Linked DNA regions of Homo sapiens: regions 1 and 3 are each linked to region 2. The links are chromatin contacts, found by Hi-C or POLR2A ChIA-PET in ENCODE. All regions are on one chromosome and are shown on one strand. Each heading gives the region's core, a stretch centred on a gene start or an enhancer-like site at or near the end of the contact. The rest is flanking DNA. Distances are from core to core; before and after follow the strand shown. Region 1 overlaps LOC101929555 (a long non-coding RNA gene). Region 2 overlaps LOC101929555 (a long non-coding RNA gene). Region 3 overlaps LOC101929555 (a long non-coding RNA gene).

Region 1 (2,700 bases), core at 24-2,523, 60 kb after region 2:
GGCACTGGGCATTGAGAGCTTGAGACAGAATTAGCTCCTTTCCCTGGATTCAGAGTTCCCTCGCTTGAAAAACAAGGAGGTTGAATGAGGTGGCCTGTAAGCTCTGACATTTTTAACAGTCTGTGATTCTTGTACTGCTGAAGGTAGTCTTGGCCTTAGAGCTGCCCTGATGTGGCTACTCCAGGAGGGGAGGGGTAGGCACCTGCTCCCTGAGAAAGGGGCACCACATGGGTGGCTCTAGGGCCCATGGGCAGAGTTGCAAATCCATCCTTTCCCAAGGGAACCTTCCCATTGGTTAGTCAGCAAACATTTACTCTCCACCTTCTGTGATCTTGCCAGCACTGTTCAAGCTCTGTGAGGGACATGAAGACACGACACCAAGTGCCTGCCCTCAAGAATCTGTTTAAGTTGAGGACACAACCACGTGCACCTGAAAGAACAGCAGGAAATTCCAATGGGGCAGATGGCCATGTGCAGGAGAAGCTGTGGGCTTGCATGAGTGATTTATCTGGGAAACATTGTAAATCCTCATGTTTTTGAATGCTAAAATGTTTGTGCAGCTTCCTGGCTTTTCCCTGAAATGCATTCCTGTCTAGAACTACATTTCTGAAGCACAGTTGCACAGTACAGTCCCCACTCATGTATTTACACATAGAGTAAATGAACATTGAACACTTTCCATGTGCCAGGCACTGAGGAGCCAATATGAACCAAACAGAGGGGGAGCCTACAGTCAAATCAAAAAGGAGGCCAGCATTGCCAGTACCACAAGGGGACTGCCTTTACACCATTACCAAAGTCTTCTATTTCCCTTGGGAAAAAAATTGGTCATTTTCAGGAGGAAAAACATTTTCTGAAATTACTTCCTGACAACCACTGCATATGTGACAGATGAGCAGAGTAAAACAGAACCGAGTTTAAATTTGGAGGCTGAATGCTCTGTAGGGTTCTCTCTCTAGCTAAGTCACTTTAAGCATCAGCCTCACAGCAAGACACTAAAATCTGCCTCAGCAAAATTGCAAATTGCTACATATAGGGGGCTGTGGGGTAAGGGGAAACGACTCAAGCTGTAACTATTCTACCCACTCATGCTGAGACTCGCCGTATCAAGGGGGATTATCTGAACAGGGAGGCCTAGCCAGGAAGGCTTCTTTATTTGTTCATTCAATCATCAAGTATGTGGGTCCTGACTTGAAGGGCACACTGATTAGTCATGGTGATCAGTGTGCAGTGAGTGTTTAGTCTTTGGGAAAGTTCACTGTTGTCACCTCTTCTGGCTTCAAGCAATGGAAATGGATTTGCTAAGGGGAGGGACCTCTTGAAGGCAGGGAGAATGTGAAAGTAGAAATCTGGGAAGTCAGAACTAGCAAGTCTTGCAGGGAGAGCAAGTTGAGGGACTTGGCTAATGCAGATAGGCTGTCTTGGGATGTAAGGAGCTAAGACGGTGGGAAGCAGGGAGCAGAAGTTGGTTGGTGGAGGGCCTTCTGTTTGAATGTGGATTTTATTCTGTGGGTCGTAGGGAGCCATTGAATGTTCCTGAACCATATGGGGCAAAAAGAACAAAGAGGTGTTTGAGAACAATTTATTCCCCAAACACAGGGTGGGAAGAAGTGTGTGGAAGCAGATGAGTAGATTTTTGGCTTTTGTGGTAATTCTGGGGAGAGCTATTGCAGTTTGGGAACAGGACTGAAAGGTGGAACCTGGGAGAGTCTGCATCTCGGTAAAGGGACAGGAGGAGGTGGCTGGAGAAAGGAGAGGGTTCACCTCAGGAGCACAGCAGACACTGGTCTCCAGGCCTAGAATGGAAGGCAATTAGGCTAGGGCCACCCTGTCCTGACTCAGCATCATGCAATCACCTCCCTCATTAGAACACCCAACCCAAGTGGTAGGTCTGTGATTGTGTGTTTGTGCACGAATTAATTCATCCTCATCAAAATACGGAATCCAAGTGCTCAGCTACCCCCACGCTTCAGAGTTTGGAGAACAGGAGTGAACCACAGGCCAAATTTCCGAAACTTCTACAGTGTTGCAGGAAGAAAGATGCTGAGATCATTTGTTGGAGTGAATCATGGCTGTGTCTTCAGCAGCTGCCCTGTGCAGGAAGGCTGGAAATCAGAGGTATATTTTTGAGACTGCTTTATAACAACCTGCGAGAAGCTCCTTCTTTGTTTTATGCTTCCCTGAAGAAAAGCCTCTGAACCATGACAGCTTCCCAAACAGCAGCCTCAGCTGCAAATCAAGACTGCCTTGCACCTGCAGGGCGCAGGTGGCCAGAGGCATCTCTGGATGAGCATCAGTCTTTCTCTACCACACCTTGGGGTCTCCAAGTTAGCAGCAGCCACCTGTCATTGTGTCAGCTTTGGATACAAAGGCAAAACACAGCCATCTCGGTGAAGCAGGTCCCTGCTCATGCCCTCTGCTACTTGCCTGCTCACCCAGTTCCACCCAGTTCAGGCACCTTCTCCTCCATCCCAGGTCCCAGAAGTCACCTCCTCCCCTAACTCCTTGATGACTAGACTCACTTGGCATTTAGCCTATGCCATCCTGTTTCTTCTCTTATGGTTTCTTTTTACTTTTTTTTATGTTTAAGACTTTTCTTAGCCTCCCTTCTAAATTCATCCTTTGAAGGGAAGGACTGTGTCTTATACTTAGGATGACATATAACCTTTTATCTAAGCCAAGACACTTCCAAGCGTGGTA
Region 2 (2,700 bases), core at 14-2,513:
ATATAGCAGTTGCATGCGATTTAGAAATCTGACAAACAGGATTGTCAGAAAAGATCTGAAGGAAGCTGCCATGTGGGGAATTGTAATTTTTTCCCCTAAAGATTATTTCATGCTTGTTGGATCCATCATATTCTGAAATCCTTTTGCTGTCCAACAAATATTGATAAGTGGAGGCTATTCAGTCACATAGTTCTTAGGCATATCACGCCATAGCTCCCTGACATATGCCTACTGGCTGCCTTAATTTTCTCCCAATTTGTAGCTCCATGTTTCCCCATCTTCCTCCCCACACCCCATCTTTTTCTTTTTTTCTTTTTTTTTTTTTTTTTGCCCTTCTTCATTTCTTCTCTGGTCTCCAAAACCCAGATGACTGTGACTTTTCTGTGATCACTTAAGATTTTCAAGCTCCTCCCTCAAGAGGCTGGTAATTTCCACTTGGAGCATTTTCCTACTATTTTGTCCAGCTAAGCAGTAGGTTCTTAGGAAAACTGTGTGTCTTGGAGAATGAATTTCCATCAGAGGTAAGTGATTGGCATGCTTTTTTCTGTTTTTGATTAAAAATAATTTTAATATAATATTTTACTAGATTGTCTGACCAGAAAAGAAATTACTAAAAATCATAGCTATAGAGGCACTTTAACAAAATAAATATTTAATACCTGGGACCTATTTGGTACTTTTCTCTTTGCCCCTTCTTATTACAAGTACCTGAATTCTCATGCTTGATTGCCAGATGGGATCTTGAAGTGTCTGGCCAAGTCCTGTGGGGGTCAGAGCCCTCTGTTGCGGCTGAGCCTTGGACCAGCAGTGATCAGAAACCTTTCCTGGGGGGAGGCTTTTGTTTGCTTGCAGGAATGTTTCTGGGCCACCACCCCAGGTAGCCCATTCACCGTCCTGGCAGGGAGAGCTCATAAAAGAGGCAGCCTATTTCACTTTTTTCTTTCCTCCTTATCAACTGGGACAGTTTGTTTTTCCCTCTGACTCATAGATCCGGAATTTCAGGACTAGAAAGGGGCTCCCCTGCTGTTTTCTTCAAGTGACAAAAAGACAAAGATAGAGTTTAGCTACCTATAGTGCATTTTACTTCAGCATGAAGAATACTTATAATTGTCTTTTCCAATCAGACATTTTCCTAGCCAGTTTGTTTACCTTATTTTGATTTTGAGGAGGCCCATTTCCTACCTTGTTTTCGTTTGTCTTATTTTTTACTGGTCTTAGCTGGGTCTTTTGTGAGCTGCTAATTTGCTCTCTGGTCTCTTAGCAACCAGGAACTTTTCCAGCTTGCTGCTGAATCAGACCTTGGAGTTGCAAAGTTTATAACAGAACCTGCTGAAGGACAGTATCTCTCCTAGAGCCAGCAATTTTAAACCAATGTTTGAACAAGAAAATTAACCAGGGTTTCAGGACATGTACATTCACAAAGGCAACAACTACAAAACAAATGTCTGGCTCTCCAGAATGGTTCCATTCTCTTCCGCTCCCAGCCCCAGATGGCCAAGTGCTCTCTGGCTTACTTTGTCTTCCCTCCTGCAGCACAAGGCATTTCCCATTCCCTGTTCTTGGGCTGATGTGAAGCAAATGGAGCCTGCTCAGATAGGAAACAACTGTGCCCTGCCTGGAGGAGAACCAGAAAGGGGTTCTGGGTCTGCTGCTTGTTAGCAGGGGGTCAGGGCCAGCTGGTCACATGGTCTTTGACAGTTTCATTCCACACGTATTTATTTCACGCCCACTAGGTGCTAGGCCTCAGCACAGGGAAATGCATAGAATACAGCTGTGTCCCTTTAGAGCCTGTAGTCTAGTGAAGACAAACATAAATAATCTGGTTGCTATCCGTGTGACAAGCCTGCACTCACGATATAAACAAAGGACCGTGGCAGGAGAGAGGAGAACTTTGCCTGGGCAGAGGAGTGAAAGCCTATGTGAACTGACCACACTGGAGGCAGGTGAGGGGATGTGCAGTGTGAGGAGGCAGAGGCTACCTCTCTCCACCTTCAGCACATGTGCTGCAAGTCACACACTCCTGGCATTGGTCACCTGGGGGAAGGGAGCCCAAGAATATTAGCCAACATGAGAGTTTACTAGTTCTTCAGGTTGTCTATGACGATGTAAAAAACTGCTCCAAAGCTTTGTGGCATGAAACAACCACTATTTTATTGTGATCCCAAATTCTGTGGGTCAGAAGTTAGAAAAAAGCACAGAGGTGGATCTTTCAGGGGAGGACTGGAATGGGGGTGCTTTCAACCACTGGGGGCTGGAGGATCCACTTCCAATAGTTTTTTCACTCATATGTCTGGCAGCTGGGCTGGGCTGGCTTACGGGTGGGCTCAGCTGAGAGAGCATGGAGTTCTCAGGATTGTTAGACTTTTTTTTTTTTTTTTGAGACAGAGCAAGGCTGGAGTGCAGTGTTTTAATCTTGGTTCACTGCAACCTCCGCCTCCGGGATTCAAGAGATCCTTCCACCTCAGCTCCGGAGTAAGTAGGATTACAGGTGTGCACCACCATATCCTGCTAATTTTTTTGTATCTTTAGTAGAGACAGGGTTTCACCATGCTGGCCAGGCTGGTCTTGAACTCCGGACCTCCGAGGTGATCCACCCACCTCGGCCTCCCAAAGTGCTGGGATTACAGGCGTGAGCCACAGCACCCAACCCATTGGACTTCTTACATGAAGGCTCTGAGAGAAAATAAATGTCCTTTGAGA
Region 3 (2,700 bases), core at 194-2,693, 35 kb after region 2:
TACGATCTTGTCTCAGGGTCTGCCTTCAGGAAACCCAAACTAAGACAGTCAGTGTGGGGAAAGGCTATTCCAGATACCATGAAAAAAGTCAGTAACCTGTAGATTTCCCTGGGGCCCTGACTGTCCAGCAGTCTGAGCCCCTGCACCTTGCTGGTGCCATTGACCACTTACTCAAGTGAGGGGGAGCCTTTGATCCCTGGTGGCAAGGGAGGCAGCAGAGTGCAGGGAAAGGGTGGGGGTCTAGGAGTCAAGAGTCCTGGGTTCTCTCTGGGCTCTGCCACTAATATGCTGTTTACCCAAGGGGCAAGTCCCCTCTCTGGTTCTTAGTCTTGTCATTGGCCCAGGGAGGTGTTTGTGCTGTCTCATCCCTAAGCTTCCATGTTGCTCTGAGATGCCACACCAGCTCCATGGTTTGCTTTTCTTCACTTCTCTTCCCTCCCACTCCAATCATCTGTATTTGCCTCTTGGTCTATTCCTGCAAAGTCCCCATGCTGGGCCTAGTTTTGGAGGTCTGGATGGTAAAATACCCAGCGTTAGTTTTCTCTAGTAAGGAAAATTGTTTTCTCTACGCCTGAGGTGTCATTATTGTTAATAATGATGACATCAGTCTACCTCATCAGGACCTGTGAGTGCTTAACTAAGAAAAATGCTTTTGTCATTGTTAGTAAATATGAAGTGTGCCTACTCAATCAGAATGACACCTCCAGACGGGTGAGTCCATTCCTTTCCCCACACCCCAGCTACTCATTTGCAAATGAGCCCTTCTTCAAATGACAGTGTTTATTTTTTATTGATGTTTCAGCACTTTGACAAATACATTTTTCCATGAAGAGAAACATAATTAACTTAAGTCATTTATATTAATCACAAGGGGGGAAAGTCATGCAAAACAGGGGTAATTTTGTACTGAACAAGGCACGATATCTAATGAATATAGATGATGCTGATTTATGTGTTTATCCAAAAAGCATCAGTGGGGGAAAAAAAAGCCAACACCAAACCTCATCCCACTCCCACAAAAAAAACAACAAAGAAATAGCCTTCAAGGTCTGTTTAATGAGGCTTCCTCGTTTGGTGGCATCCTGCCCACAGATTGAAAAATAAAATGACTTTTCAAGTGTTTATGGAGCTTGAAAAGCCAGAGAAACTCCTTCCCAGCGTGGGTGCCCTCTGCATGAATTCAGGGAAACTGGAATTACTTATTTCAGCAAATTCAGGCTGATGAGGCCCAGTCTACACAGGTGGGCTGTCACAGACTCCTTCCCATGGAAGGTTCAGGAAGGATTCTGAGGTCTGTCATTGCAGGATGTGGTCAACAGAGTTCTGGCCACAGTAGCTCAGATTCCCCAGCTGTGTCGACCAATGGAGGTGGATCCACTTGATGGAAGGTTGGAATGATTCACCACTGTGAGTATGAGTGGTAACACTTCCTGTTTGTGTAGTTCTCTCTACCCTACACTTGTGAGTAAACTAATTGGCTGGGGCTCACAGAAACAAAGAAGAAAGACTCAGGCAAGTGGGAGGAGACAAGGAAGCACCCTAGGAACATCATGAAGTCACAGAATGTTCGAGCCAGAAGCCCATACCTGGCACAAAACTCACCTCCTCATTTTCCCACTGAGGAAACTAAAAACCAGAGAATGAGAACAGTTGGCATTTGTTGAGCATTCGCTTTGTGTCGGGCCCTGTTCTAAGTGTTTTTTGTGTTTTAATCCTCACAATAATTTTATGAGATAGGTACTATCATTATACCCATTTTACAGACAAGGAAACCAAGGCTCAGAGAAAGAAGGGTACTTTCGCAAGGAAGGTCCCACAATAGGAGACTGGCTGGACTGAACCAGACTTTGGTCTTTCCAAACCCTTCATCCAGAGCGGAGGGAAGCTGGTCATTTGTATGAATGAAACACCTGTGGGAGCTTTTATGCCAGACTTTGGAAACTTTTTAAGAGCTCATACTGTCTCTTTTTGTTTTATGTGGTCTGTTCCCTTTGCTGCCACTAGCCATAAACATCCCTACAAAATCTCAACAGACTGCAAGCTTGCCTCAGGGACACAGAGGTGATGGTTTAATGAACTACGAGATGATACTCCAGGGGATCTGGGTTGGGATTATTAGGCGGAGGGAGTGAATGTGTGTCGGCAGAGGACCTAGTGCCCAAGGGTCCCAGAAGAACAGAGAGGCCTGCCCTGGAGCTGGTCTGGGACCTTGCAGGGCCTTGCAATAGCAGCCACTGCTCATTTTTTCTGGTGGAAAAATTGAGGCAGGGCAACCTGTTCCTGTCCACTCAGGTTAGTGGTGAGCCCTGCCTACCTGAATCCTTTGCCTAGTCACGATTTTTCCTCCACTCCAGGCTCTCAAATATTAGACAGTAGTCCTGAGGGGCATTGAACTCTGGAGCCAGAGTGTCTGGATTTGATTCCTGCCTCTGCCACTTAATGTGTGAACTTGGAAGAGGCCTCCAACCTCTCTAGGCTCAGTTTCCTGTACCTCCACCACCGGATGGCTAAGGATTAAAGAGCTCGATGTATGCTAAGGACTTAGAACAGCAGAGCAGCATATGTTAGCATCAGCCATTGTCACTATTATTATTGGAAACAACCCAAAGCCCGTGAGCACTCACCTCCTCATCAGTGACCACATACAAATCTTAAGCAAACACCAGATTTGGGCAGGTCTAGGACACTGGGGAGGGCAGG

What was found. A loop is a pair of places that touch in the nucleus more often than their neighbours do. ChIA-PET counts read pairs that join two places held with the same protein, here RNA polymerase II (POLR2A). Pooled maps may share reads with other maps.
Region 1: a loop to region 2 is called in a map of endothelial cell of umbilical vein, with 5 times the contacts of the local background. The contact joins two enhancer-like sites. A Hi-C loop is called at or near these places in 4 of 168 maps with a recorded cell type or tissue (cardiac septum, endothelial cell of umbilical vein, gastrocnemius medialis and 1 more) and 4 of 50 pooled maps. POLR2A ChIA-PET finds 5 or more read pairs at or near these places in 4 of 52 experiments (WTC11, activated T-cell and endothelial cell of umbilical vein).
Region 3: a map of PC-9 shows a loop between it and region 2 (6-fold over the local background). The contact joins two enhancer-like sites. A Hi-C loop is called at or near these places in 7 of 168 maps with a recorded cell type or tissue (Caco-2, Calu3, HepG2 and 4 more) and 1 of 50 pooled maps. POLR2A ChIA-PET finds 5 or more read pairs at or near these places in 11 of 52 experiments (A549, AG04450, Caco-2 and 8 more).

What each region holds. Positions count from the first base shown.
Region 1 is chr6:40,935,469-40,938,168 of GRCh38, reverse strand. All of the region lies in intron 1 of LOC101929555 (a long non-coding RNA gene), which reads left to right. Among named protein-coding and RNA genes, the nearest start is that of UNC5CL, 100 kb to the left of the region's middle. Within about 2 kb of position 1,273, at least 4 of the 41 ENCODE cell types and tissues checked have a DNase peak (open chromatin) inside an H3K27ac peak, as active enhancers do; they include endothelial cell of umbilical vein, where a contact is called at or near this core.
Region 2 is chr6:40,995,959-40,998,658 of GRCh38, reverse strand. All of the region lies in intron 1 of LOC101929555 (a long non-coding RNA gene), which reads left to right. Among named protein-coding and RNA genes, the nearest start is that of UNC5CL, 42 kb to the left of the region's middle. RefSeq lists enhancers at 341-1,013, 1,014-1,687. Within about 2 kb of position 1,263, at least 15 of the 41 ENCODE cell types and tissues checked have a DNase peak (open chromatin) inside an H3K27ac peak, as active enhancers do; they include PC-3, PC-9 and endothelial cell of umbilical vein, where a contact is called at or near this core.
Region 3 is chr6:40,961,139-40,963,838 of GRCh38, reverse strand. All of the region lies in intron 1 of LOC101929555 (a long non-coding RNA gene), which reads left to right. Among named protein-coding and RNA genes, the nearest start is that of UNC5CL, 77 kb to the left of the region's middle. Within about 2 kb of position 1,443, at least 3 of the 41 ENCODE cell types and tissues checked have a DNase peak (open chromatin) inside an H3K27ac peak, as active enhancers do; they include PC-3 and PC-9, where a contact is called at or near this core.